Linked DNA regions of Homo sapiens: regions 2, 3 and 4 are each linked to region 1. Evidence: chromatin loops called from intact Hi-C (ENCODE). Cell type or tissue: sigmoid colon. All regions are shown on one strand. Links, peaks and the distances in the headings refer to the core of each region. The heading gives the core; the rest is flanking DNA.

Region 1 (5,000 bases), core at 1-5,000:
GTCACCCAGGCTGGAGTACAGTGGTGTAATCATGGCTCACTGCAGCCTCGAACTCATGAGCTCAAGTGATCCTCTCGCCTCAGCCTCTCAAGTAGCTAGGACTATAGGCACGTGTCATCATGCACAGCTATTTTTTTATTTTTTATTTTTTGTAGAGATGGGGGCCTCACTACGTTGCCTACGCTGGTCTCAAACTCCTGAGTTCAAGCGATCCTCCTGGCTTGGCCTCCAAAAGTGCGGGGATTACAGGGATAAGTCACCGTGCCTGGTCAGAGAGCTTTTGATTATTCTTCTTGCCATATTTATTCATATGGTGGGCATTCAATACATCTTTATTGAGTGAATGAATTAACAAAAGAATACCTCTCTCCCACTTTTTCCATTCTGTAAGAGCTGCTGTGCTTCTTCTTTCCAGTTTCCCAGATTCTTCTGTGTACGCTTGAACTCATCCATATGCCTGGTTACCAGGCTTGAGAGTGAATCCGCTTTTTGTTTGATCCTCTTTGCTTCTTCCACCTATGAGCCCAAAGAAACCAGGGAGTCTGACTTCTGCTTACCAGTTACCACACCAGCCTTGTTAGGACCTGGCACCATTGTTTGAAAATAGCAACAGCCTTAAGAAGCCAAGAAAATAGTCACTAGCCATCCAGGCCCAAAACCTAACAAAAATGAGTCAGTATGCCCAATGAAAGTAAGGCAGCAGGTCCCCTCAATGTCAAACAGGCTTTGTCTCTGTTCTTTTTCATTTTTTAAATGTTTACATGTTAGTTTATATATTCATGGGAACATATATCCATGGGGATTGTGAATTTTTTTTTCTATAGGTAGTAAACAAAATCTTCTTAATCGAATAAGTTTGGAATTGTTAAAGGAACTGATGGCAGAAACAATGCAAAACTTTTGAGAAGAAGTCATCTCAGAGTGGCTATACATAGAGATATACTATAGGTTGGACTCAAGCGTAAACAAAAAAACTTTATAAAAATTTTCCACAGGTTTCAACAATCCCCAGAACTAAGGAAGATACATAAAACTTTTATCCAGTAATAGGTTTAGCATGGGTCAAATCCTTTCCAGAGACTAGGATTGTGGTTTAAGAACAAGCAAATGGGTAATGAGAAGGCTAAATACTCTTCCCACTCTAAAACAGAAATGGTCAACATGGAGAAAAAGCTGAATGTTTGAACAATATTATGGCACCCCCAGAAAAGAAAGTATTTATGGCCCTCCTGTATATCAAGCACACAGGCCAGATGCCCTCACCTGAAAGGACTGATCACTGACTCCCTGAAGCCGAGACACTGAATCCAGGAGGCGGAGACTGTGCTGATAAGACCTATCTGCTTCAATTTCCGCTTGAGTGGCCTCCCTTGTCAACTGCTGGGCCAGGGACTTGGTTTTCTCCAATCTGGTGTTGGGGGTGGGGAGGGGGCGGTAATAAAAAGAGGACTTTGAGAATTCTTTTTTTTTTTTTTTTTTGAGACAGGGTTTCACTCTGTTGTCCAGGCTGGAGTGCAGTGGCGTGATCACAGCTCACTATAGCCTCATCCTCCCACGCTCAAGCAATCCTCCCAATTCAGCCTCCCAAGTAGCTGGGACTACAAGAGTGAGCCACCACACCTGGCCCCCCCTTTTTTTTTAACAAAAGCAAAATTTCACCCTGTTGTCTTGAAAGTATGTAGTTAGAATAACCAGAAGAACCAAACAAAATTATTTATCAGATACTTGTCCCTCTCCACTAAACATAAGCCTTTTAATTTACACAGGTTGGGTCAGAAAAATTCAATCCCAAATTCCCCACTTCTTGATAACAGAAATATATTTCTGTATTTTTATATCTCCCCATGCCATCAGATGGGTTTATTCACACCCTTCAAACACCAGAGGGTGACCATACCTCCCAGTATTGTAATCTCAATCAAAACATTAATTTTATTTAGACTAACCAATCTTTTTTTCTTCCAGTCTTAAAAATATCTGCTTTTCCCCAAAGTAAAACTCCCATGATTTCGGCCCTCTTATTATCATTAATAATATGTTTTTTACAACTAGCATGGTGCCCCTCAAGTACGGTTAGCATTTTGCCCTGGGAGTATCCAAGGTATAATGAGCCACGGGAGGACCCGTAGGAACGTACTTTTCCACAAGCCCTTGCACCACAGCACCGTCCGGGCTACCGCTTCCGCTTCCGACTCCTTCATGCAGGGCCTTGCGCACCAGTGAGAGGGCTTGTTTGGAATAGTCCTCAGTTTCCCTTGTCAGTTGCTCCATGTTACTGGCTGACTCAACGTGGCTGAAAGGATTAAAAACAAAAGAATAAGAGTTTTCACGCAAAGGGCTTCCTTTAGGTTGTTCAGTTACACGAAGGGCAAAGAGTACGGGAGCTGGTCTGATTTAGAAAAACCCTACAGAACTGACTCAAATTACATGGAATTAGAGGTGCTGTCAAGAAGCAGAAAGTGTTTTGGAGAATTCGCCTTATGTCATAGACCTTGTAGTGATCTTTTCCGTTTATGGCATAATCACTGGAGTCCCGGAGCGGGGTGGAGTGTGGAGATGGGTGGGAGCAGTCTCAGGTGATAAAACACTGCATCTGTAAGCTGTTTGCTGCAGGAAGAAACCTCTAGGTCTTATTTCACCCAGGATCCAACCTTTACGCACTTTCGCTTCAGCTCTAAACTGGGCCCACCACTAGGGGGACAAAGCATGTCTATAAAAATTCCCTGGATACTTTTGGTTCCTCCTGGTTCTAAAAAGTGCTTCTTTAAAAAAAACCCAAAGAAACAAAATTAAAAACGAGCTCAGGAGGCAGCTCATGTTACAAAATATACAAATCAGCCCTCTTCCGCTGACTGAATTCCACTTGGGATTAACAGAGCCTGCCACCCTGCTGAGCAGACCGCTACCAGCAAACCTCTTAAACACCGTAGGATTTCTAGTCAGAGCCAAGGATGAAGGGAGCTGCGTGTTATCATTGGGGCCCTGCAGAGCCGGTTTTCAGGAGGAAGTTCCCCCTCTGCAGTCTTGGCCCCCACAGGCTAAAAAACAACTCGTTGCTACTTGTTCCCAGGCTTGGTGTGGGAGTCCCTGAAAGCTGCAGAGCTTTCTCTTCCAAGGGCTGATTCATTTCACGTGGCCCGAGGAATCACATCTGACATACAACACAGCCATACTGTGAGTCATAGGGAAATGTGGGAAAGAAACACCCTCACCCCCAACTCCTGCCAAATGACCCTGCCCAGTGGCCACTTACATACAATAAAAGCCAAGTGGTTAAAAACTGGTTTCAAGGTAGGGAATGGCTGCAAAGGAGCCTGGAGAGAATAAATACGATGCTTGGGTCCCTAATACCCTACACTCTTATTCAAGTCTGGCCTTGCAGAGACGGCTTGAAGCAGAGGTGCCCTCTAATGCTGCTCACCTTTCTGCTAATCTTGTGGCCTCCTGAGCCAGACTTTTAAAGCCATTTGGCCCCACGTAGTGGTCTGAGGCAGGAATGTTCTGTGGGAAAAGGAGAATCGGTTAAGGCGAATCGGTTAAGGCTTTGCACTTGGCCATGGAACTTAAGCAGGTGCATCTGTCCTGTCAGAACCACTTGTCATTAGCCACACAGGGTTCCACACCCTGACACTTACACCATGCCTCTATTCACCATTATTCTATTTTTAAAAAGTATGTATAGGCCGGGTGTGGTGGCTCATGCCTGTAATCCCAGCACTTTGGGAGGCCAGGGCGGGTGAATCACCTGAGGTCAGGAGTTCAAGACCAGCCTGACCAACATGGTGAAACCCCGTCCCTTCTAAAAATGCAATAATTAGCCAGGCATGGTGGTGCATGCCTGTAATCCCAGCTACTTGGGAGGCTGAGGCAGGAGAATCGCCTGAACCTGGGAGGTGGAGGTTGCAGTGAGCCGAGATCGCACCATTGTACTCCAGCCTGGGCAACAAAAACAAAACTCCATCTCGAAAAAAAAAAAAGAAAAAAAAAGTATGTATAGACAAGAGCAAAGAAATCCAAGTTCAAAAAAGTCTGTATATAGATATAGATGCATTAAAATATATATACATAAAAAAATCCAAAACAACAACAAAGTAAAATAAAAATTCTTTTCCTGCTGGAAGCCAAAAAAAATAAAAATAAAAATATATACATGTACATTTTTTATATGAATTTAAAGTCCAGTAGAATATATTCCAAATTTTAACAGTGGTTATTTGATAGTAATGGGATCATAGAGAATTTTTATTTATTTTCTACAACAAACATTTCTGTAATAAAGGAAACAATCAATACACATTATTTTTAATGTGACTTCCTCATTATAGTATCTGATTATCATTCCACTTCCTCTATTCATCTCCCACCCATCCATTTACATTATTGTTACCATAACCTTCTTTATTCAGAAATAGAAGAGTGCTCAATCAAATCTCTCCCTCCTACCACATTACAAACTACATCAAGAAAATCATACTGGCAGCATTTTTTTCCCATTTTCAAAACCATGTCTTCCTTCCTTCCTTCCTTCCCTACTCTCTTCCTTTGTTCTTCTTTCCCTCTGTCCCTTCCTCCATCCTTTCTTCCTTCTTTCCTTCCTTCCTTTTTCATTCATTCATTCATTTATCCATTCATTCATACACTAGAAATTTACCACAGCTATACACTGTGTTGTAGGCTGAGAAAGTAAATATGAACTAAAGTAAATCCTGCCCTCTGGGAGCTAACAAGCTAGGAGATATGCAGAAGGGAGGTGAGGCAGGGCCAAGATGAGGATGTAGTTAGAAATAAATGAACTTAGGAGAAGAACATAATGCAGTAAAATAGGAAACTTCAGAAGGCCAAAGACATAAATAGATGTGACTGTTGCAAGGAAAAGAAGTCCAACAACCTGTCAGGTAGATCAGAAACAGAAAGTGAGCCACTGAGAGACAGAAATTGAGTCAGTGAGATCTACAAGTAGGTCTCCCAACACAGCAGTATTCTCAATACTCTAGCCCAGC
Region 2 (7,941 bases), core at 1,798-6,797, 84 kb before region 1:
CCAAACAAGACATAGGGTCACTTGAAGTATGGTGGTGGCAGTGGAGATGAAAAAGCTAGCAACTTCAGAGGCTGCCAATGAATGGGATATGAGGGTGAAGGGTGAAAGAGGAAGCAAGGATAACTCCCTGGCTTCTGGCTTCAGCAGCTGGGTTCTAGGTGGTGTCACCATTGCAGGGAGGGAGGAAGTGGTGGTGCAGATTTAGGGATGAATATGAAGAATCTAGTTTTGTGGCCAGGTGCGGTGGCTCACGCCTGTAATCCCAGCACTTTGGGAGACTGAGGCGGGTGGATCACCTGAGGTCAGGAGTTCGAGACCAGCCTGGCCAACATGGCGAAACCCCTTCTCCATTAAGAATACAAAAATAAGCCTGGCATGGTGGCTCATGCCTGTAGTCCCAGCTATTCAGGAGACTGAGGCAGGAGAATCATTTGAACCTGGGAGGCGGAGGTTGCAGCGAGCCGAAATCGCGCCACTGCACTCCAGCCTGGATGACAGAGCAAGACTCCATCTAAAGAAAAAAAGTCTAGTTTTATGTGTATTGAGATGTTTGTGAGAGCCAGCCAAGGTAGAGATGTCAAGCAGATAATTAGATTTCTGAGATTAGGGCTTGGAGGAGAGGTCTGCAAGGTAGTATAAATTTGGGAGATGTCAGCAGACAGATGGTATTTTAAATCATGGGACTGCACCTTAAATAGTCTCAAGTGTTTGGGAGGGCCTTAGGCTTTGCTGTGTGGTCCTGAAAATTTCATCCTATGATTTGGGTATGGGGAAGAGGTTAGGCTCCAGATCGCTTATTGAGGGGCCATTGGGACCCAGGTAGTGGATCACTGATCCCCTGAGAGCTGCCGCTGCTCAGTCTGTAGACTGTTGGTCTGGTAATCTGTGGGAGCTCTCAGCTGGGGATAGCAATTGGGACAGGCCCAGCTTTGGAGGAGCAGGAGTAGGAGTGGGGAATAATCTGCCCAGCTGGATGGGTCAGGTGGAGGAGGATCGTTCTAGATGAGAAGAAGGTACCTAGCCCTAAAGTTTCAATTGTCCTTTGAGCCTCAAGGCTGCAGGTGCAGTACAAGGTAATGAAGAAGTAGAGCATGAGGCCCCCATACCCAGGTCTGACAGCCTGGGACCATACACACCTGAACGTATTCTCCCTTAAAGGAAATCACAGTCAAATGACATGATCTCTCACATTTGCAACCCTTGTGAATCCAGAAACCCATGTAATTCAGACTCAGAGGGGTGTCACGTTCAGGAAAGTCTGTTCAGTCTTTACTTATAATTTAAAAGGAATTCGGTGTTTAATGTGAGGGTTATTAAAGGCATCCAAATATCTAGCCCAGGCTGGGTGCGGTGGCTCATGTCTATAATCCTAGCATTTTGGGAAGCCAAGGCTGGAGGATCACTTGAGCCCAGGTGTTCCAAACCAGCCTGAGTAGCAAAGTGAGACCCTGTCTCTACAAAAAAAAAAAAATTTTAAATTAGCCAAATGTGGTGGAACATGCCTGTGGCTCCAGTTATTCAGGAAGCTGAGGTGGGAGGTTCGCTTGAGCCCAGGAGGTCGAGGCTGCAGTGAGCTGTGATCGCACCACTGCACTCCAGCCTGGGTGACAAATCGAGACCCTGTCTCAAAACAAAAACAAAACAAAACAAAACAAAAACCAAAAATCTAGTCCAAGTAACATTAAGTAACATATTTGTTTCTTTTTCTTCCTTTTTTTTTTCTTTTTTTTGAGATGGAGTCTCACTCTGTTGCCCAGGCTGAAGTGCAGTGGCACAATCTTGCAATCTCTACCTCCCAGGTTCAAGCTATTCTCCTACCTCAACCTCTGGAGCAGCTGGGATTACAGGTACATGCCACCATACCCAGCTAATTTTTGTATTTTTAGTAGAGATGGGGTTTCACTATGTTGGCCAGGCTGGTCTTGAACTCCTGACCTCAAGTAGATCCACCTGCCTCGGCCTCCCAAAGTGCTGGGATTACAGGTGTGAGCCACCGCGCCTGGCCAAATATTTCTGTTTCCATTCAAATACCTTACAGACTAAAGCTGCTCTGGCACTACCATTCTCAAACCTCTTTCTCTTTCATCTAAATAAACTCCTTTCCTACCCTAGCCTCTGAGGCTTCCTCTGGTCCTGCTTTTCTTTCTCTCTTAGCCCTTTATTATGTATATGGTTTGGGCTTCATGAACATAATAAAGGAAAGAGTAAAGGAAAATAGAAGGGAGGAATTTATCCTTTTTGTATGTGGGGAAAGACGTTTATGAAATTGAGTTGAAATTAAAGGATTCCGTCTGGTGGGACGAAGGAATGGGCTTTTTCACTTCAGCACACACATGTAGGTGGAATTACACTTCTGTAATCGAATTGCAACTGCCCCTAAATCTTGCAGTATTGTTCTTATTAAACCAATTTTATAGAGGAGAAACCTAAGGTTCAGATATGAGGCCATCTACCCCAAGCCACATAACTTTAAAAAGACACAGAAAGGACTAGAATTGCTTGCCAAAGTGGCTGAGAAATCAAATTTGCCAGTGAAAGAAATAAAAAGGGATGACTTCTCTCTCTTTCTTCTCTTCTGTTCACCAATCTCCCCTACTTCCCTTTTGGCAACAGCAGGACAGAGGCAGTTCCACTGTTTGGTAAGGAAAGAAACAAAGAACTGTGACCTGCTTGGCTCCTAGTTTCTTTATCTGTAAAATGAAGAGGTTAGGACAGATGACTTTAGATCAACTTCTGTGAATGTTGGTGTAACCCAGGTAAAACATAGCTGTCTCGTGACCCAGTCCTAACATCATGATGTACTCAGAGAAACAACTGTCAGGTATCCAAAAAGTAATTCACAAAGAAATTTTATTTATTCTTGAGATGGAGTCTCGCTCTGTCGCCCAGGCTGGAGTGCAGTTGATCTTGGCTCACTACAACCTCTGCCTCCTGGGTTTAAGCGATTCTCCTGCCTCAGCCTCCCGAGTAGCTGGCATTACAGGCACCCGCCACCACACCTGGCTCATTTTTTGTATTTTTAGTAGAGACAGGGGTTTCACCACGTTGGCCAGGCTGGTCTTGAACTCCTGACCTCAGGGCGATCTGCCCACCTTGGCCTCCCAAAGTGCTGGGATTACAGGCGTGAGCCACCGTGCCTGGCCAGAAATTTTAATCTCTGCCAAAATCTCTCAAAGAATACCAAAAGGATGTTCAACTCAAACTAGAGCAGCACTTCAAAAACTTTATCTTTCTCTGTATATTTCACATATACTACCTCTGAAATACTATCACCTCTCTCCTCATTCCTAACAATTCTCTCTAAGCCCAGAAGATTCTCATCTTGTTTCTCCTCTCATCTCATCCTCAGGATCTATTTATTTCTCCTTCATCAGGAACTCAGAGTTAATTTTTAGAGGAAATCAATTCACCTTGTCTGGTTTCACTCAGTTCGCTCCTTTCCCTTTACCCTAGTTCAGCCAGAGAGACAGCAGCTATCCCAGAATTCCCCGCCATGGGCAGAGAAGGGGAGAGGCTGTTAATAGTGGTGAATAAATGACTTTCCTACCATAATGAGATAAGTCCAGAAAAACGGGAATGAGAGGATGGGAACTGCAGATGCTCAAAGACACGGCAGATCATGGAAAACTCCCTCCCAGGGTCATCTTAAGTTGCATCCCACTCTCAACCCCACAGCTATGGAAGTTCCCCAATTTCTGACTCTTGTCAGATGGAGGAGGAATATCCTGCCGGTTTCCCTGCTGAGGACACATAGAATAGTGGAAACCAAAAAATAAAGGAAGAGAGAAAGAGAGAGGGGAAGAGAGAGAGAGAGGCAGAGGAGAAGAAGGAAAGAAGGAAGAAAGGAAGGAGGGAAGAAACCAAGGATGGCACTGTCACCATGGCAAGTGGAAGCTGAAGGCAGGCCTGGCCTTGGCCAGAGGCGCTGCTGAGAAGGGAAGGATGACCAAGAGTGTCCCAGCCTGCTTGTGACTCTCCTGCTGCCTCTGAGAGAGCTGGCTCAACCTCGAGAACATTGGGGCAGTTCTTGGGTTTTCTAAACAGTGGCATATATCATCTCACTTAAACTTTACAACTGCTTGGAAATGTAGGCACTGTGCTGAAGTGATCTTTTTATAAGTCATTCTCTGGTGTTTATAAGTCTGACTGGTGTGTAAATGCCTCCAGGGCAGGACTTTCATTTTCTAAATTCTTGTATTCCTGGCACTCAGCACGGGTACACAGTAGGTGCTCGATGTTGGCAGAATGGAAGTAACCGGAGCAGATTTTTTGGGGTGAGTCAACTGAGCCCCCAGCCAGTTTCCAGTGGAGTCAGGACTGGGCTCAGCAATCTTGACTTCTACTTCAGCATAGCTTCTGCTGCAGCACAGTGGTAGGTAGTGTGTATGTGGGGGTATGGGGCATGCACACGCCTGTGTCCCCACAAGACAGTAGCATTGCAATGAGGAGAATGCAGGGGCTCTGAGTCCCTATATGATTCCCATTTCTGCCCTTATAAGCAAGTCCTTAACTTCTCATCTATAAATTGTGCTTAATGATACCACCTCCAATAGAGCTGATGTGATGATTCAATAAATAATAACAACAAAATAATGATGTTAAAAATCCATAGCTGGCTTGTACTTCTTTGCCCTTGGCTCTTTCCTGCCCCAGGCTCCCAGGCCCCAAACCTCTGCTCCTGTATCGGATTTTAGGGAGTTCAGCAAAGGTAGAAGTAGAGGTCAGCAGTTTGGGACTTGTTTGATGTGTGTCTCTACAAGCTCTCAGCAGATGGAGCCCGTGGCCTCTGGCTCAAGGCAGGAAGGACTGAGGGTTTTTCCCAGGGAGAGCAGGGTTGTGCAATGATTCTGTCCTGGCCTCCCTAAACCCTCCCTTCTCAGTTCTAGAAACTCTCTGCCCTCAGAAATTCCTCCCCCATCGTCCTGTTTGGGGGATTTCCTTTCTCAAGGCAAACACAATGAATCTCTCTCTGGTTTTGGAAATCCAAAACTGGCCAGGAAAAAATCTTGCAGAGCTGCCCTGACTTCCGAGCACAGAACTCAAGTCATTCCTCCCCACCTGTGGGCCATCACCTCCGCAGTCCCTCTCCTCCCATCCCAAAGACAGAGCCCCATTTCCTCATCTGGCCTGGACTTTTTCTCTAACAGACTGTAGCCTGCAGACAGGCAAGAGGACTTCAGGCTGGGGCACAGAAGTCCCAGTGACACAAAAGTGAGAGGAGGTCTTAGGATCCAGGGCTCAGGCCATGTCACTGGGGTCCCAGGGCCTGCTGGGGAGGTGAGGCAGAGACTTCGCTAGCCTAGGCCGGATGTCTGGGAGTCGAAGCCCAATTTCCCACTGTGTCAGTGGAACTCAGAGCTTCCATAGGGCCATGAGCTTACCTCTGCCCTTAGAATAACTGTTTGTGAAGGCTATAGAACAGTGCCCAGAACATAATAGACACTCAGACGTTTTGGCTATTACAGCTCCTTTAACACTGTATTGTGTTTGTCTGTTTGTGTATTTGTGTCTCACAGTGGGTGCACCACCTGTGACTCTAGTGCTCAGCATAGAATCCAGCCCATAGTGGATGCTAATTTAAATATTTTTTTCTTTTGGACACTGGTCAAGAATCTTTGAATAGCCCCTGTCATTAATCTGGGTAGAAGCCTTTCCCTCTGCTAGTGTCAAAAGCCCTGGGGTTAATAGACTTGGGTGGGGGTTCATGAATCCACTTCCAGCCCTTGGGGTTATCTTAGGCAGTCTCTGGGCCTTCACTTCTTGGCCAGTAAAATGAGAGGAAAACAGAGTCAACTCTAAAAGTCTTCTCGGCTTCCAAAGACTGGCAAGAGGTGACTTGATTGTAGGTGATGAGGGAGTGGGTAAGAGAGTACATAGAAATCCATGGGTCAAGGCCAGGCATGGTGGCTCATGCCTATAATCCCAGCACTTTGGGAGGTTCAGGCAGGAGGATAGCTGGAGCCCAGCAGTTCCAGACCAGCCTGGGCAACATGGTGGTGAGACCTCATCTCCACACACACAAAAAATATTTTAAATTAGCTGAACATGGTGGCTGAATGCCAGCTACTTGAGAGGCTGAGGCAAGAGGATCGCTTGAGCCCAGCAGGATCACTTGAGCCAGGAGGTAGCCACTGTACTTCAGCCTGGGTGACAGACCCTGTCTCAAAAAAGGAAAAAGAAAAAATCCATCAGTCAGGCTCAGGGTATGCTGGAGGATGTGGGCTGAAATACGGGGGGATGAAACTGAGCCTACTTTCTGGGATAAAACGGCTGACCAGCCAGGCCCACCCCACTCTGAGGCTGCCACTTTTGAGGTATGACCCGACGGTTCCCATTTAGAAGAGTCTACTCCACTTTGACACAGGTTACTGGAATTCCCATTTTAGAGACATTCTTCTGGGGAGAGACATTGGGGGCTCTTATTAAAATGTATGTGGATCAGGTAACATTTATCAAATGTGCACAGGTCTAGTGATTAGTAGTGTCTGACTACTAGGTAACAACTAGCTGAGGGCATGGGGGATGGAGATCTGGAACACAGGCATGCCAAGGATGCTGACTTAGAGTCCCAAAATGCAGGACCGGAGGAAAACACCTCAATTTCTATAAGTGGAAAGAAGGGGAATCAGATAAAGGGTTATTTCCAACACATTTTACCTAGTGAATAATATTCCCTATGGCAAGCTCTGCTTACGTTCACTTACCCAATGAATCAATGTTTGCTGAGTATCAACAATATAGAAGGAGCCCTGGTAAGGGCTGTGGGGGAGGAGCTGAGGAAGGCAGCAAGCTGGATGAGACACAGTGCCTGCCCTCCAGAGGGAAGTAAAGTGCCCAGTCCCTCAGGCCCCCGTGCCTGGACAGCTCAGGGGACCGAGGTGCCTGGTGGGGGGCTGGCGAGCCCTGGCTCTGCAGCTGGTACTGCAGCAGCCCAGGAAGAAATCCAGGGCTGCCGTTTGACTCAGCATCTGATCTCCACAGACATGAAAGAAAATGGGTCAGAAAGAATGTGTATGGGGAGGTGAGGGGGCATGGATTTTGCTCTCTTTTCAAGCTGGAGGGCCTGCAGGAGACAGAGGGGCCAGCCCTCTCCTCTTAGCTCCCCACCCCACAGAGCAGCCATTTATGTCAGGGAGGAGTTGGGGGCAACAGACCCTGGGTGACACAGACACTGAGCCCTGCCACCCTTTCCCTCTTCATTGTTCGCATGGCTCTCCATGACCTGTGCCAAAATGAATTCCAGATTCCAGGGAGGAAGTCCCTGGGAACTGGAGCACTCAGGGTCAGTGGGGACTCTGGGCCTGTGATGTCACCTCCATTCCCAAGGAGAGCATGCCTCGCTGCCTCAAACATCCTGATGTGCAGAGGATGTCAGGGATGGACAGAAACAGCCCAAGAACAGAGGTCCTGGCTGACTCCTCTCCCAAGGTGGGTGTTTGATTTTTAGTAATTAAGGAGAAAAAGCTCTAAGAATCAAAAATTAAAGACTTTTGTTATTCTAAATTTGTTGGTTTTTTAGTTCATGGGCTACTCATTTTATTTTTTTATTTTTTTACTTTAAGTTCTGTGGTACATGTGCAGAAAGTGCAGGTTTATTACATAGATATACACGTGCCATGGTGGTTTGCTGCACCCATCAACCTGTCATCTACATTAGGCATTCTTTGCTTTTTTTTTTTTTTTTTACACGGAGTCTGCTTTGTTGCCCAGGCTGGAGTGCAGTGGCATGACCTCGGCTCACTGCAACCTCGGCCTCCCAGGTTCGAGCAATTCTCTGCCTCAGCCTCCTGTGTAGCTGGGATTATAGGTGCCCACGACCATGCCCGGCTAATTTTTGTATTTTTAGTAGAGACGGGGTTTTACCATCTTGGCCAGGCTGGTCTTGAACCCCTGACTTCCTGATCCACCCGCCTCGGCCTCCCAAAGCTACTCATATTTTAA
Region 3 (7,941 bases), core at 1,793-6,792, 55 kb after region 1:
CAGAACGTGGAGTATGAACTGGGTGTTAGGAATAGCTGGGGTCTGAATACAGAACCCAAGAATGGTAGGGGCAAGACAGGTTGCTGCAAACTGGCTGACACCTATTCTAAAATCTCCAGCAATAAAACCTGAGGAATAGAAAAGAAACTCCAACTTTCTCATCCAAGGCTTGATTCTCTTCTACTCTGCCCAGGATTCAAACAAATTACACAAATATTCTTCTCTCTCAAAACTCAGAGTCTCCAGCTACAGCTAAGGTTTCAGTTCACAGAGACGGTATTTAGAATTTTCCCTTCTAGTCGCTGGTGCCTTGTGGAGGCTGAGGTCCTGTCCCTGAGTCCCATCTTTGTTGTGCAATTCACCACGGTCCTGCAGGAACAAGGAACAGGGCCCTACAAAATAAAGTCTTGAAGGAAGATTTCATTTTAGTGCAGATTGCTATAGTTTATTATATGTTAAAAGTTGGAACAGATGTTTTCATCTAGCATCATTTTGGGACAGTGATAATAGCAATACAAACACATAAGTAATGCTTACTATTTGCCAGTCGCTGTTGTAAATCCATTATCTCATTAAACTTTTAATCTTTAAAACAACTTTATGAATTAGGTGTACTGTTAATTTCCCCATTTTACAGACAAGAAAACACAGGCATGCGAAAGTCAGGTAACATGCTCAAAGTCACACTGCTAGTAAGTTGCAAAGCCAAGGTTCAAAACCAGGCCATATGACTCCACAATCCATTAGCTCTTTGTTACGTCAGATTAAAAAGTACCATAAAAAACAAAGACAAATTCACAACACTGAATGAATTCAACATGCAATCAAAAGTTATTTATCAATGACCATTATAACCTAGCCAGATTGTAGACTATTGGCCTACATCGATAAATTCAAGTCACAAAAGACTCTGAACAAATATTTCTAATTTTTCCCAAGATGTTAGTTCTGGAAGGACTGCCAGAGGTCATCTGGACCAGGGGCAGCAAATGGGCACAGGCCCCTGGGCACCAGACCCACCAGCAGCCTCTTTTATGTGAACAGTGCAGGATTTAAAACATATTTTTAAAATGTAAACGCCTTAAGGCAGGCACTCCCCAACTTTTCTCAGTTCCCACCTCTTCACATTGCCTTATTCTGGGCTTCTCCACACATCCAAACAACTGTCTGGCTCAGGCTTGACGCCCCTGCTCTGGCCTCATCCCTTACCTTGCTCAGGGACAATATCGACCCCTTTTACCAATCTGAGAATTCTTCTCTAGTGCATTCCTGAGGTTAAGAGAGTTCTAGTGGCCAAAAGTTGAGGCTTAGGCAGGTTCCCAGGGCCAAATCCTGGCTTCTATTCATCAAAGCAGTTACTTTGCTTTCTGTGATCCTTAGTTTCTTAATCTATAAAATGGAGATAATATTAAAACACTTACCTAGTAGGGTTATTAGAGTTAATGAATTATCTAGGGCTCAGAACAGCACCAGGCACATAATATGTACTATACAGATATAGCCATAATAAGAACAATAATTATTGTTTTAAAAATTATTATTATCTCTGAGTGAGCACTAATCATTTTTCTGTTGTTAAAATTACTAACAAACACCATATGAGAAAGATGAAATTTTTGCTTCAATCCATCTAATTAATTATTGAATCATTATTTTACAATTTTGTGGAACTCTTGGCCTAATCCAGGTTCATGCCCGTATTACCAATAATTACTTGGATGCTATTAATTATTTCATATTTTTGCTGCATATCTGGAAATTTCCTTCACATACAGATTTTCTTACCAAATGTTTCAATTTTTTTTTTTTTTTTTTGAGATGGAGTCTCACTCTGTCACCTAGGCCGAAGTGCAGTGGCACAGTCTCAGCTCACTGCAACCTCCACCTCCTGGGTTCAACCGATTCTCCTGCCTAAGCCTTCTGAGTAGCTGGGATTGGTGGCAGGTGCCACCATACGTGGCTAATTTTTGTGTTTTTTAATAGAGATGGGATTTCACCATGTTAGCCAGGCTGGTCTTGGACTCCTGACCTCAAGTGATCCTCCCGCCTCAGCCTCCCAAAGTGCTGGGATTACAGGCCTGAACCACTGTGCCCAGCCTGTTTCAAAATTTGTGAAACAGAGCAAGACTCTGTCTCAAAAAAAAAAAAATTGTGAATTTAAAACTTCACTTTCAGACAGGTAGGGATCTTACATTTCAAGGAAAAGGTAAAGGTAAAGATTTAAATGTATTCTTAGGATTACCTTTAATTAACACATGGCTTTTCAAAAAAGCAAAAACAAAAATCTATTTGCTTTTCCATATGGCCCAAATAAATATATATTTTTTCAAATCCAGACAAAAGTCAACTTAATACTACTCAGTAACAAAAAGGAATAAACTACTGATACATACACAGCATGGGTGAATCTCAAAGCATTGTGCTAAAACAAGCCAGGCACAAGAGCCCAGATACTACGTGATTCCATTTAAATGAATTCTAGAAAAGGTAAAACTACAAAGCAAGAAAGCAGATCAGTGGTTGCCAGGGACAGGGACTGACTGCAATGGGCCATGAGGATACTTCTGGAGGATGAAAGAAATATTACTGTGGTCAAAAGTAATCAATTGCTGGTGAGGCTCAGTGGCTCACACCTGTAATCCAGCACTTTGGAGGCTGAGGTGAGCAGATCACCTGAGGTTAGGAGTTTGAGACCAGCCTGGCCAACATGGTAAAATCCCATCTCTACTAAAAATACAAAAATTAGCCGGGACTGGTGGTGCACACCTGTAATCCCTGCTACTTGGGAGGCTGAGGCAGGAGAATCGTTTGAATCCGGGAGGCGGAGGTTGCAGTGAGCCGAGATCATGCCACTGCATTCTAGCCTGAGCGACAGAAAGAGACTCTGTATCAAAAAAAAAAAAAGAAAGAAAAAAGGCCAGGTGTGGTGGCTCACACCTGTAATCCCAGCACTTTGGGAGGCTGAGGCGCATGGATCACGAGGTCAGGAGATCGAGACCAACCTGGCTAACACGGTGAAACCCCGTCTCTACTAAAAAAAAAATACAAAAAAATTAGCCAGCCATGGTGGCAGGCGCCTGTAGTCCCAGCTACTTGGGAGGCTGAGGCAGGAGAATGCCATGAACCCAGGAGGCGGAACTTGCAGTGAGCCGAGATCGATCGTGCCACTGCACTCCAGCCTGGCCGACAGAGCGAGACTCTGTCTCCAAAAGAAAAAAAAACACAAAAAAAAACTCTATTGTACACTTAAAATTGGATTGTATACAAAATGTCTCAATAAACTGATATAAAAAAGAGAAAATCTCAAAAGAATATATTTCATAATTCAGATACTTTAATTCAAATGTGCAACCTCAAAGCAACCACTGGAAACATACCAGTGTTTGCATAAGTTGTGTGATAAAACCAGGCCTGACAAAACCATCTCTGCTGGTTTGGATCAGCACTAAGTGGCCAGCTCAGACCTTTGGGCAGAGACATCACCCAAGCATTGCAGGAGGAGCCCTCTTCTGGAAACCTGTTTTGGCAATTTACAAAAAGTAAAAGATGCTTTTTGAAATGTTTGCATAGGAGCATGAATTTTAAACCCATCTCAGACTTTTGTTCTAGAAAGTGAGCGCTTGAATTTTCATCTGATCCTCCCCAAATTTGTCCATTTAGAGTGTAACTCCTTGTGTTGGTGAGGATAATGCTCTACGTAGAAGTTCTCCAACCACAGAGCGGAAAAGGACTGGGGCATTCCCACCGGGTGTGGCCAGGAAGGCTGAGGCCCTGGAAGTCCCCTTTGTTCATTGTTGCTTTTGCAGCTCACAGTCATCACCCAGGGGACTTTTCTTTCTACAGTGCTGTATAAATCATTTCACAGAATGGTCATCTCCCCACCCAACCCCCCAAATAGAATTATAAGTAACATGTTGATTTTTCCCTTGAGTTCCATCATTACCTTAGTTTACTTTCAGAAGGAATGTCTGGCATGTCATCCTCTTTCAAACTCACTTATGATAAAAACTGAAGTACTGGCTGTTAACATGCCAGCAATGGACAGGGCTGTTGGTCCCAGTTCCCTGCCTTTTAAAAAATCTCCCCAGATAGTTCTAATTATGTCAGCATTCACATTACAATTTTAAATGTAAAATATAGCAATCAGGAAAAAAAAATTTTTTTAACTCCCCTTTGTTCTTAATTGGTAAAGGAAAATGTCCATAAATGGAAATGGTTCAGTGTTTCCTGGATCGTCTGGGTAAATTCTCTGAGGCTGGCCAGACTCCAGAAAACAATGTTCTCTGAAGCAAAACCCTGGCTGAAGTGGCAAGCTTCCATTTTATGCAGAAACATATGTGGTGTGCCCACAGCTAGTTTTCAGGGAGCGGTAGAGGCCAGACCAGAACTGAAGTAATGCCGTTTATTTATTAAAGGGACATGATCCTTTTTCTGTGGTTGGCTGATGGTACACCTGGGCCAGAGATGTGGTGGGAAATCAACACATGAAGAAGAACTTCATTTGCATCTTTTTTGGTGTAGCTATTATAGACAGAAATATTCAAATCAATTAATAGTTAAACAATACAAAAAAATGAGGCTGGATGTGGTGGCTGACGCTTGTAATCTCAGCACTTTGGGAGGCCAAGGTGGGTGGATCAGTTGAGATCAGGAGTTTGAGACCAGCCTGGCCAACACAATGAAACTCCGTCTCTACTAAAAATAAAAAAATAAAAAATAAATAACCCAGGCGTGGTGGCATGCACCTGTAGTCCCATCTACCTGGGAGGCTAAGGCAGGAGAATCACTTGAACCTAGGAGGCAGAGGTTACAGTGAGCCGAGATCACGCCACTACACTCCAACCTGGGCGACAGAGCGAGACTCCATCTCAGACAAAAAAAAAAAAAAAAATTGGGAAGGAGCACAGAGAAGAGGGGCATAAGCTGATAGAAAGCAAAATAGACACAGAAAAAAATCAGAACAAAACAGAGGACAAAAGATTCTGAGAGAGGGACATTTAGTAGATTTCAAGGCTGTGTCAGTTGTTGTGTTCCCTTAAACTGAAATTTGGGCATCCGTGCATCTGTGAAATGTTGATTAGTAGATGAAACATTGCCCATGGTTCCTCAACCATGCTTATGCTTGGACCATAGATATTCGAATTTGAATGAGAGGCAAAGGAGACCACTGCAGTGAAAATCTTGTCTCCATTGCAGTGGTGGGGGCCAGGGCTGTATCACATGCAGCCTTGACAAGATAAACTAGAAATGAGAGGTGGCTACCCTTAGATCAGAGATCCTACCTTTGCCTTTGTAAGGAAGAAATGAATTCAGGAAACAGTGTTTCTAAATGTATTTCTAAATTTAAATCTGAATTTTTCCACCTTTAATAATTTAAATTACAAAGTCTGAAAAACTCTATAGCATTTAGAAACCTGTCCTCTGCCTTTAAATGGGAAACTTTGGGTGTGTTTTCAATGTCTGATAATAATCTTGACAATTACAATACTAATAGCCAAACTGTAGTGAATATTCTGCATACGCCCAGCTCAGTGATGAGAGCCTTTATAGGGATTATGGAGTTCACTGTTCACCACCATCCCATGAAGCAGGTGTTATTATTATCCTCATTTTGAGGTTACCCAGGCTCCCACACAAATCCACACCGATACCTCTCTCTAGAATTATTATTCAACTACAATATAAAAACAAATTAAGCCACTCACTGAACAAATACGCTCTATAATTTAAAAAATCTTTCATAAAATATGACATGCCTGTTCCTTATAACATACACTGTATGTTCTATAGTCACCCCTCTGCAGCAGGTAAGCAATAAACAAGGTTTGGCTATTAGGGGTGCATTTTCCTTGTCATATTACCTTTGTTATTCTTCAGCATATGACAGCTTCGATTCTTATGCAACATCCTTTTATGTCATCCAATCAGATCTTGCATGGTTTTCTGTTGGTCTGATACCTTAATCCAGATATAAGAGTACGTTATTAAGTAATTCGATTCTTGAACGCCTTAGAACAACTGGAAGTTATTTTCGGCATAGTGATAATAGTCTGAGCTTGTGCAAGAGCTCAAGAATTTAGTAGCTATATCTCCGAACTCAGCTTTTCTAGGGCTGGGTTACACAGAAATCCCCAAACATTCCTGGGTGGTTCTTTTGCAGGAAACTTGCAGATTGGTTATTCCACTGCGCTCTAATGATGGAGAGAGCTACAAATAATCACAGAAAAATCTAGAGACCTTCCTCACTAACCTAAAAATTTCTCATAGTCTCAATATGTTTATTTAGATTAAGTAGGAAAATTAATTCAGTGATTCAGACAACTTAAACCAAAATGACACATTTGCCTCACCACCTGGCTGTTTTAGGTGAATTTATTTTAGGCCTGAATTATTTGGACAACTATTTCAGTGCTCTGTTTTTTATTATATGAATACAAAGTAAAACAAGGTTTAATTGTCATTGCTTTATCAAATTAACTAATGCCTTTGCTATTTTCTTTTCTCAGGGTCCTCTATTAATACAACCCTTATAATTTACTTCGAAAATTTCAGCTTAAGCAGAATATGGCTAAGTGGTTTTGCAACAAAATTGTTTATATGGAATTGAATACATCTATGTGCCTCAGGTAAACATAAAGTGGTGTGAAAGGAAAATAAATCATGGGACCCCCAAATCACTAAGCCAAAGGGAAGAGTCAAGCTGGGGACTGCATTACACAAACCTGCCTCCCATTTTGTTTCTAAATAAGATAGTTACAAAGATAAAAAAGCTACACACCTCTCTCACAATTTGCCCACTAGGAAATTCCTTGTGGGCCCCAAGATCAAGTTCTGTTGAATTTCACCCTGACAAGGTAAACTGATAGCTTATCTTTATGGGTACGGGACAAAGGACAGAACTTAAAGTTATCCCTCTACTCACCTGAGACAAATGTATATCTGATCACTTCCTCTGCCCTGTATTTTATCTTATGTAAAAATGCTGATTCGCTGAGCTAAAGGAATACATAAGTGACTATTCCTTTACCCACCCTTACATGTGAATGGCTAATCGAAGACTCAAAAGAATGCAACCGTTGGCCTCTTATCTATATACACCTTCAAAACATTCCTTCCTTTTTTCCTAATATCCGCCCTTTCCCCTTTAAATATTGAAGTTCTCAAAATCATTTTTGGAGAAAGGCATAGGTCTGTCTTCCAGGTGTAAGATGCCCTTAACTTTGGCTTCTAAACTTCTAAATTGATTGAGATTTGTCTAAGATACTTTTTGGTTTACAGTGGATTACACTTATGCTAAAAATTCTACACACACATGGATATGTATTACTTGAACTCTAGGTAGAAAATCTCCTTTTAAGAAAGATTTTGGGGGCTTTGGTTGATTCGGTTTTTTTGAGATGGAGTCTCACTCTGTTGCCCAGGCTGGAGTGCAGTGGTGTGATCTCGGCTTAGCTGGGACTACAGGTGCCCGCCACCACGTCCGGCTAATGTTTTGTATTTTTAGTAGAGATGGAGTTTCCCCGTGTTAGCCAGGGTGGTCTCGATCTCCTGATCTCAGGTGATGCGCCTGCCTCGGCCTCCCAAAGTGCTGGGATTACAGGCGTGAGCCACCGCGCCTAGCCAGTTGATTTGGTTTTTAGATTTTAATCTTGCACTCTCTCTCTCTCTCTCTCTCTCTCTCTATATATATATATATATATATATTTTTTTTTTTTTTTTTTTTGAGTTGGAGTCTTGCTCTGTCACCTAGGCTGGAGTGCAGTGGCGTGATCTCGGCTCACTGTAACCTCCGCCTCCCAGGTTCAAGCGATTCTTCTGCCTCAGCCTCCTGAGTAGCTGAGACTACAGGCGTGTGTGTCCAGCTAATTTTTTGTATTTTTAGTAGAGACGCGGTTTCACCATATTTGCCAGGATAATCTCGATCTCTGGACCTCATGATCT
Region 4 (5,000 bases), core at 1-5,000, 98 kb after region 1:
CAAAGTTATGACTAGGCAGTCAGGATGCCTACACTCACTAACTCACTATATTTGTACTTCAAAAATTAATCTCCTTTTCTCACATTCTAACTCAATAATATATGGAGGTATATTCATAGTAAAGCCTATTAAGCAGAAACAAGTTATTTTTTAAGGATGATTATAGAAACTATGTTTCAGAACCAAAACATGTCCTTCAGGACACTCTTAGGGACTTATTAGAAATGTCCTATTCTTTGAAAATTTTCATAGTTAAGTAAAGCTCTTCTAGGAGTTCTCTTCTGTAAACTCCCCCTCCACATGCAATGACCCAGCCACAGTCCCCCTGACACACATACTCATTTATTGGGGCAATATAATTTACATTTTAAAAACCAAACAAAGGTAAATACACTTGGGAAATTCCATGAAACCTGAACAAATAACTGTGCATGAGTCATAGGAAACAGCAATGGAAGAGGAAGTGTCTAAATATCAGAAAACAGATGTTCTCACAAATAAATCTAGTTGAGATTTAAGTAAGTGGCTCTGAGCCTCTTACCACATAATTGTTTTTCCTAGTTTTGAGTAAGGACAACACAAACATTTTGGGATCAAAACAATGTGAAGATTTAAAAAAGAACAAGAAAGCAAGGCAGAAAAAACCTTCACAAATAAATGATTAATCTCTGTCCAAACGGCAGCTGTCCTTATTGAGCATCCACAAGCTTGTCTGCGAGTGTAAAAGGAGGGAGAAAGGACCCTGCCAGGGCCGGCCAAGAGCGATGCACCTGCATTTAACCTGTGGTCTCCAGCCTCCTCTTCCAAAAGAATGAAGCTATAAACCTTCATTCTTCTGGTTAAAAAATACAATACAGATTCAAATAATACTGGCCAAATGCTGGCCTTTCAGAATTGACAGAAATACAAATGAGATAGTGCATGTGAGGGTGGTTTGTTTCCTTAGAAGTTATTTACCAAAATAATAAAAGATCTTCTTTCACCCTTTGAACTAAACCAAAACCCTTTTTTGAAGCTCCTAAAGAATATACTGTTTTCTTTTTCAATATGCTTTAAATCTAATGTTTCTACAATCATATTAAAAATGAAATCCATATATGCTCAACATGTGAGAAACATCTATTTTTTTTATGGGAATTTTTGTTTTTTTGAGACGGAGTCTTCCTCTGTGGCCCAGGGTGGAGTGATCTTGGCTCATTACAACCTCCACCTCCCAAGTTCAAGCAATTCTCCTGCCTCAGCCTCCTATGTAGCTGGGGTAACAGGCACCCACCACCATGCCCAACTAATTTTTGTATTTTTAGTAGAGATAGCGTTTCACCATGTTGGCCAGGCTGGTCTCGAATTCCTGACCACAGGCGATCCACCCACCTCGGCCTCTCAAAGTGCTGGGATTACAGGAGTGAACCACTGCGCCCAGACACCTTTATGGGAATTTTTACTTGAGCCACACCATAACGGAGAAAATCAGGACAATCCAAACCAACATCCACCCCCCTACCTGTAAAAAGCATAATAAAATTAGGTGGTTGCACAGAGATAGTTTCCTTTATCACTTCCCTAGAGTTTTTACTGAGATTAACAGGCTTTGTACTTCTTTTTTCCATCCCAAGATGAAAATGACCCACACTGAGGGACTATGTTTTCTGGCAGCAGTGAACGACGGCCTCTTCTTTGCCACTGAAAGTGAGCAAGTAACCACAAGTTCGTGTATGTCATTACCGTGATTGCTACACCCAACTGGAAAAAGAATATTCCTACTGTGACTCCATTAAAGTCTTTTCAAAGCAAAATATAGCATAGAACAGAAAAATGGACCTTAGTTCTTCCTTGGGCCATCCATTGACAAGTCAATTTTGTTACAAATAGTACCTTGCATACACATTATCACAAAACGTGAAAAATTAAACTAGATGTAAGTTTCATATGTTTTGGTGGGGTGGTAGACAATGCCATCTTCAAAAATTTCTTATATACAAGAAACTTGTCTTTGTCTCTAAAGGTGCTGGGAGAACAAGAATAAGAAGAAAATTAACTTCATTGCATTCCTTTTTTATTAACATTTATGAATTACCCAGTGAAAAATATAAACACATACTTTTAATGTCCTAAAACCTCAAACGTGTAAAGCAATGTTTTACTTTTAACTGAGTAACTTTGGGACAGGACAATTGTGCAACAAAATTACCTGGCAGAAGATCCAAATTCTTTGTCTTCTATGTAAGCTACTAACCCAATTCTTGACGAGACAATGTGATGAAAAACAGAAGTCAATATAAAAAAGACTCTTCTCAACAAGTGGGGGATCTTTATTATTAAACACTGTTCACTTTCTGCCAATGAGCAAATATACCAAAACCTCTTACCATCCCTGCCATCATCATGTCCTGGTCAGCGTCATCTTGTTTTCTCTTTAGCTCTTTTTCTGCTTCCTGCAGTTGCTTCAACATATTGTTCACCTCATTATCCAGATCTGTAACTTCTGCAAAAGTTCTTTCAGCTTCTGCCTTGGTGCTGGTGGCATTCTAGGCACAAAAGAAAATTGTACTTTTTTTAAAAAAGCTTTCCTTTTTCTCAAGTATGCTCCCGCTCCTTTTATAATTTATAAAATGTCTTAAAAATATAATCCAGAAATAATAATATATTGATTTATACTATCTCATGACTTACATTATCAATTTGGGTTATAAATAATCATAAAAAAAATTACTACCCACATAATAACATTTTGTATTTTATCTAGCACTTTCATTTGTATCCTCTTCTTTAATCCTGGAAACTTCTGTTCTATTATTGCTATTTTTAGTTGGGGTCATACAGACAGCAAATGATAAACATTTAATGGCATACACTTTCTACGACATCATATTGATTAGATGCTTTCGCTGAGGTAAAATTTAAATTCAAAGCTAGCTTGGTTCATTCTTGGCAGTTCATCATAATGTACAAAAAGACCACAATCCTGAAATATGAGTATTTTATAAAATATAATTAATCCAAAAGCCAACTGTTCTAAGGAAACTAAGAGGTTTCTCTGATTCTTAAATACCTAATTCTAAAATTGCTCCAATCTCTCTTTTAAATAAAACAAACAGATTGACCTTGAAATAAGAGAAAGCCAAACTAAAAAACATTATTCTTGAAGATGACTTCAAAGAATCCTAGCAATGGCAGCTATGGGAAGTCTCTCCTAGGAGTGGCTTACATATGGCAATATACTTGAAAGGGGGACTTGAAAGTTATATTGATAAGGCACACTACATAGTATTGAAATAAATACCACCTGTCTAGGTCAAAGAAGAATGTTTATTTAGAAAAAGTCTGATTTTTTGTGGGAATGGGCTCTATAGACCTCTGAAGCCAGACCTCACACTGAGACATAGTAGAAATTTTAGAGTAAAGCACCCTTTTACTGAGTTCCCCTCCTCAATGTGGATACCTACTCTCATGCCTAGTCAAAAGAAAAAAAAAAAGACAAATATGGTTTAAGACAATTTTACTGAAGTTCAGGAAAAAAATCTGCAAGGGCTCTGAGGGTCTGGAAAGAAACTGGAAAGTGACCAGAGAAAGATATGGGCAGGGACTCTTGGAGAAGAGGAAACGCACACCTTTTGGACAGCGCTCGCGATCCTCTCCGCCTCATGGGCCTTGTTCTTGGCCTCTGTGGCATCCGCCGCAGCACTGCCCAGGGCCTGCTGGGCTTCTCTGGTCTTTTCATTGGCTTCAGTGATGGTCTGGTTGATGGCAGGAATCTTCCTTAGTGCCTCCTCTGCGGCCGTCTTGTTATCGTTCACACGCCTATCAAAATCTGAAACAAGTTCAAGGACACATTTGAGCTAAACTCCCAACAAGTAAAAAGGGGGCCTTTCAGGGAGTTCCAACTGGATTTTGTTTTATGAACAATGGAAGTCAGGGTAAAAAATGGAAGAGAGCATGGGCTGAAATTTTAGAAATTACACATCTCTACAGAATAGGTCTCCCAGTTAGTGTTATAGAAATGTTCCGTTTCTGGAAATAGAATTCTTACTTCAACAATGTGCTTTAAAATGCAGAGCGCTGAGCATCCCATTACCACTACCTCAACCATTATTAAAAGCTGCAATTTATTTAGTGTTTACTGTGTGTCGGGTACTGAGTTAAGAGCTTTGTGTCTTTGACATAAAATAGGCTGTATCATTTTTATAAGAAAATTGAGGATTAAAGAAGTTACATGACCTGTGGTGCAGGGTGCAGGGTTTTGAACCAAGGCCCACTGACACCAGAGTCCATATTTTGAACTACTACTTTTTTTTTTTTTTTTTTTGAGAGACAAGGTTTCACTCTGTCACCCTGGCTGGAATGCAGTGGCACAATCACTGCTTAGTGCAGCCTTGACCTCCTGAGCCCAAGGGATCCTCCCACCTCAGCCTCTCAAGTAGCTAGGACTACAGGTATGTGCCAGCATGCCCGGCTAATTAAAAAAAAAATTTTTTTTTATAGAGATGGGGTCTCACTATATTCCCCAGTGAGGAACTGGTGTTCAACTCCTGGCCTCCAGTGATCCTTCCTCCCGAAGTGTTGGGATTACAGGCCACCGTGCCTGGCCCATATTTTCAACTAGTACCCTGTAAAGCATCCTGTAAAGCTTCTCTATTTATAGAACCTATGACTGTTTTATCAGACAAGAATTCACAGTTGCTCAGTGAATTGGTCACATTTCTCTTCTATCTGGGGTGAAGAAAAAAAAACAACAACAAAGAATCAGATGCCACTGGCAGAGAAAATGAAAGATAATCTCCATTTACCTATATAAGTTCTCTAAATAGGCATCTTGGTTATGTGAGTTTGCCTAATAAGAAAACATCTTTAAAAAAAAATCCATACTGAAGTATGCAGGGATAAAATGACAGGAGCTCTGGGATTTCCCTTTGAAATACTTTAGCATAAAAAAAGTAGGGAGTTGGGGATGAAGTAATAAATATGGTAAAAGTCATGATTAAAAAAAAAAATCACTCTAGTGG

What was found. Peaks named below come from ENCODE experiments on the same cell type or tissue, not always from the same donor. Only the 100,000 strongest peaks of a DNase experiment are listed, where the experiment ranks them.
Region 2: a loop joins it to region 1, with 1.9 times the contacts of the local background. A loop is called at or near these places in 7 of 110 quality-filtered maps.
Region 3: a loop joins it to region 1, with 2.1 times the contacts of the local background. A loop is called at or near these places in 14 of 110 quality-filtered maps.
Region 4: a loop joins it to region 1, with 3.0 times the contacts of the local background. A loop is called at or near these places in 29 of 110 quality-filtered maps.

What each region holds. Positions count from the first base shown.
Region 1 is chr1:183,232,868-183,237,867 of GRCh38, reverse strand. It overlaps LAMC2 (laminin subunit gamma 2), which reads right to left. Exons shown (of 23, transcript NM_005562.3): 15 at 3,422-3,501; 16 at 2,138-2,293; 17 at 1,264-1,408; 18 at 364-516. Among named protein-coding and RNA genes, the nearest start is that of LAMC2, 49 kb to the right of the region's middle. RefSeq lists a silencer at 2,760-3,054. In sigmoid colon, for the core only: a CTCF peak has its summit at 2,698; DNase peaks (open chromatin) are centred at 2,657 and 3,167; H3K4me3 peaks cover 932 bases; H3K27ac peaks cover 1,554 bases.
Region 2 is chr1:183,315,523-183,323,463 of GRCh38, reverse strand. All of the region lies in intron 1 of NMNAT2 (nicotinamide nucleotide adenylyltransferase 2), which reads left to right. Among named protein-coding and RNA genes, the nearest start is that of NMNAT2, 99 kb to the left of the region's middle. In sigmoid colon, for the core only: a CTCF peak has its summit at 4,766 (motif pointing right); DNase peaks (open chromatin) are centred at 4,803 and 5,148; H3K27ac peaks cover 583 bases.
Region 3 is chr1:183,176,808-183,184,748 of GRCh38, reverse strand. No RefSeq gene overlaps it. Among named protein-coding and RNA genes, the nearest start is that of LAMC2, 5.5 kb to the left of the region's middle. RefSeq lists an enhancer at 3,629-3,748. In sigmoid colon, for the core only: no CTCF peak of the experiment used is centred there; a DNase peak (open chromatin) is centred at 4,288; H3K27ac peaks cover 979 bases.
Region 4 is chr1:183,135,194-183,140,193 of GRCh38, reverse strand. It overlaps LAMC1 (laminin subunit gamma 1), which reads right to left. Exons shown (of 28, transcript NM_002293.4): 25 at 3,609-3,808; 26 at 2,367-2,525. It overlaps LAMC1-AS1 (LAMC1 antisense RNA 1), which reads left to right. Exons shown (of 3, transcript NR_149048.1): 3 at 1,614-1,792. Among named protein-coding and RNA genes, the nearest start is that of LAMC1-AS1, 3.6 kb to the left of the region's middle. In sigmoid colon, for the core only: no CTCF peak of the experiment used is centred there; no DNase peak of the experiment used is centred there; H3K27ac peaks cover 452 bases.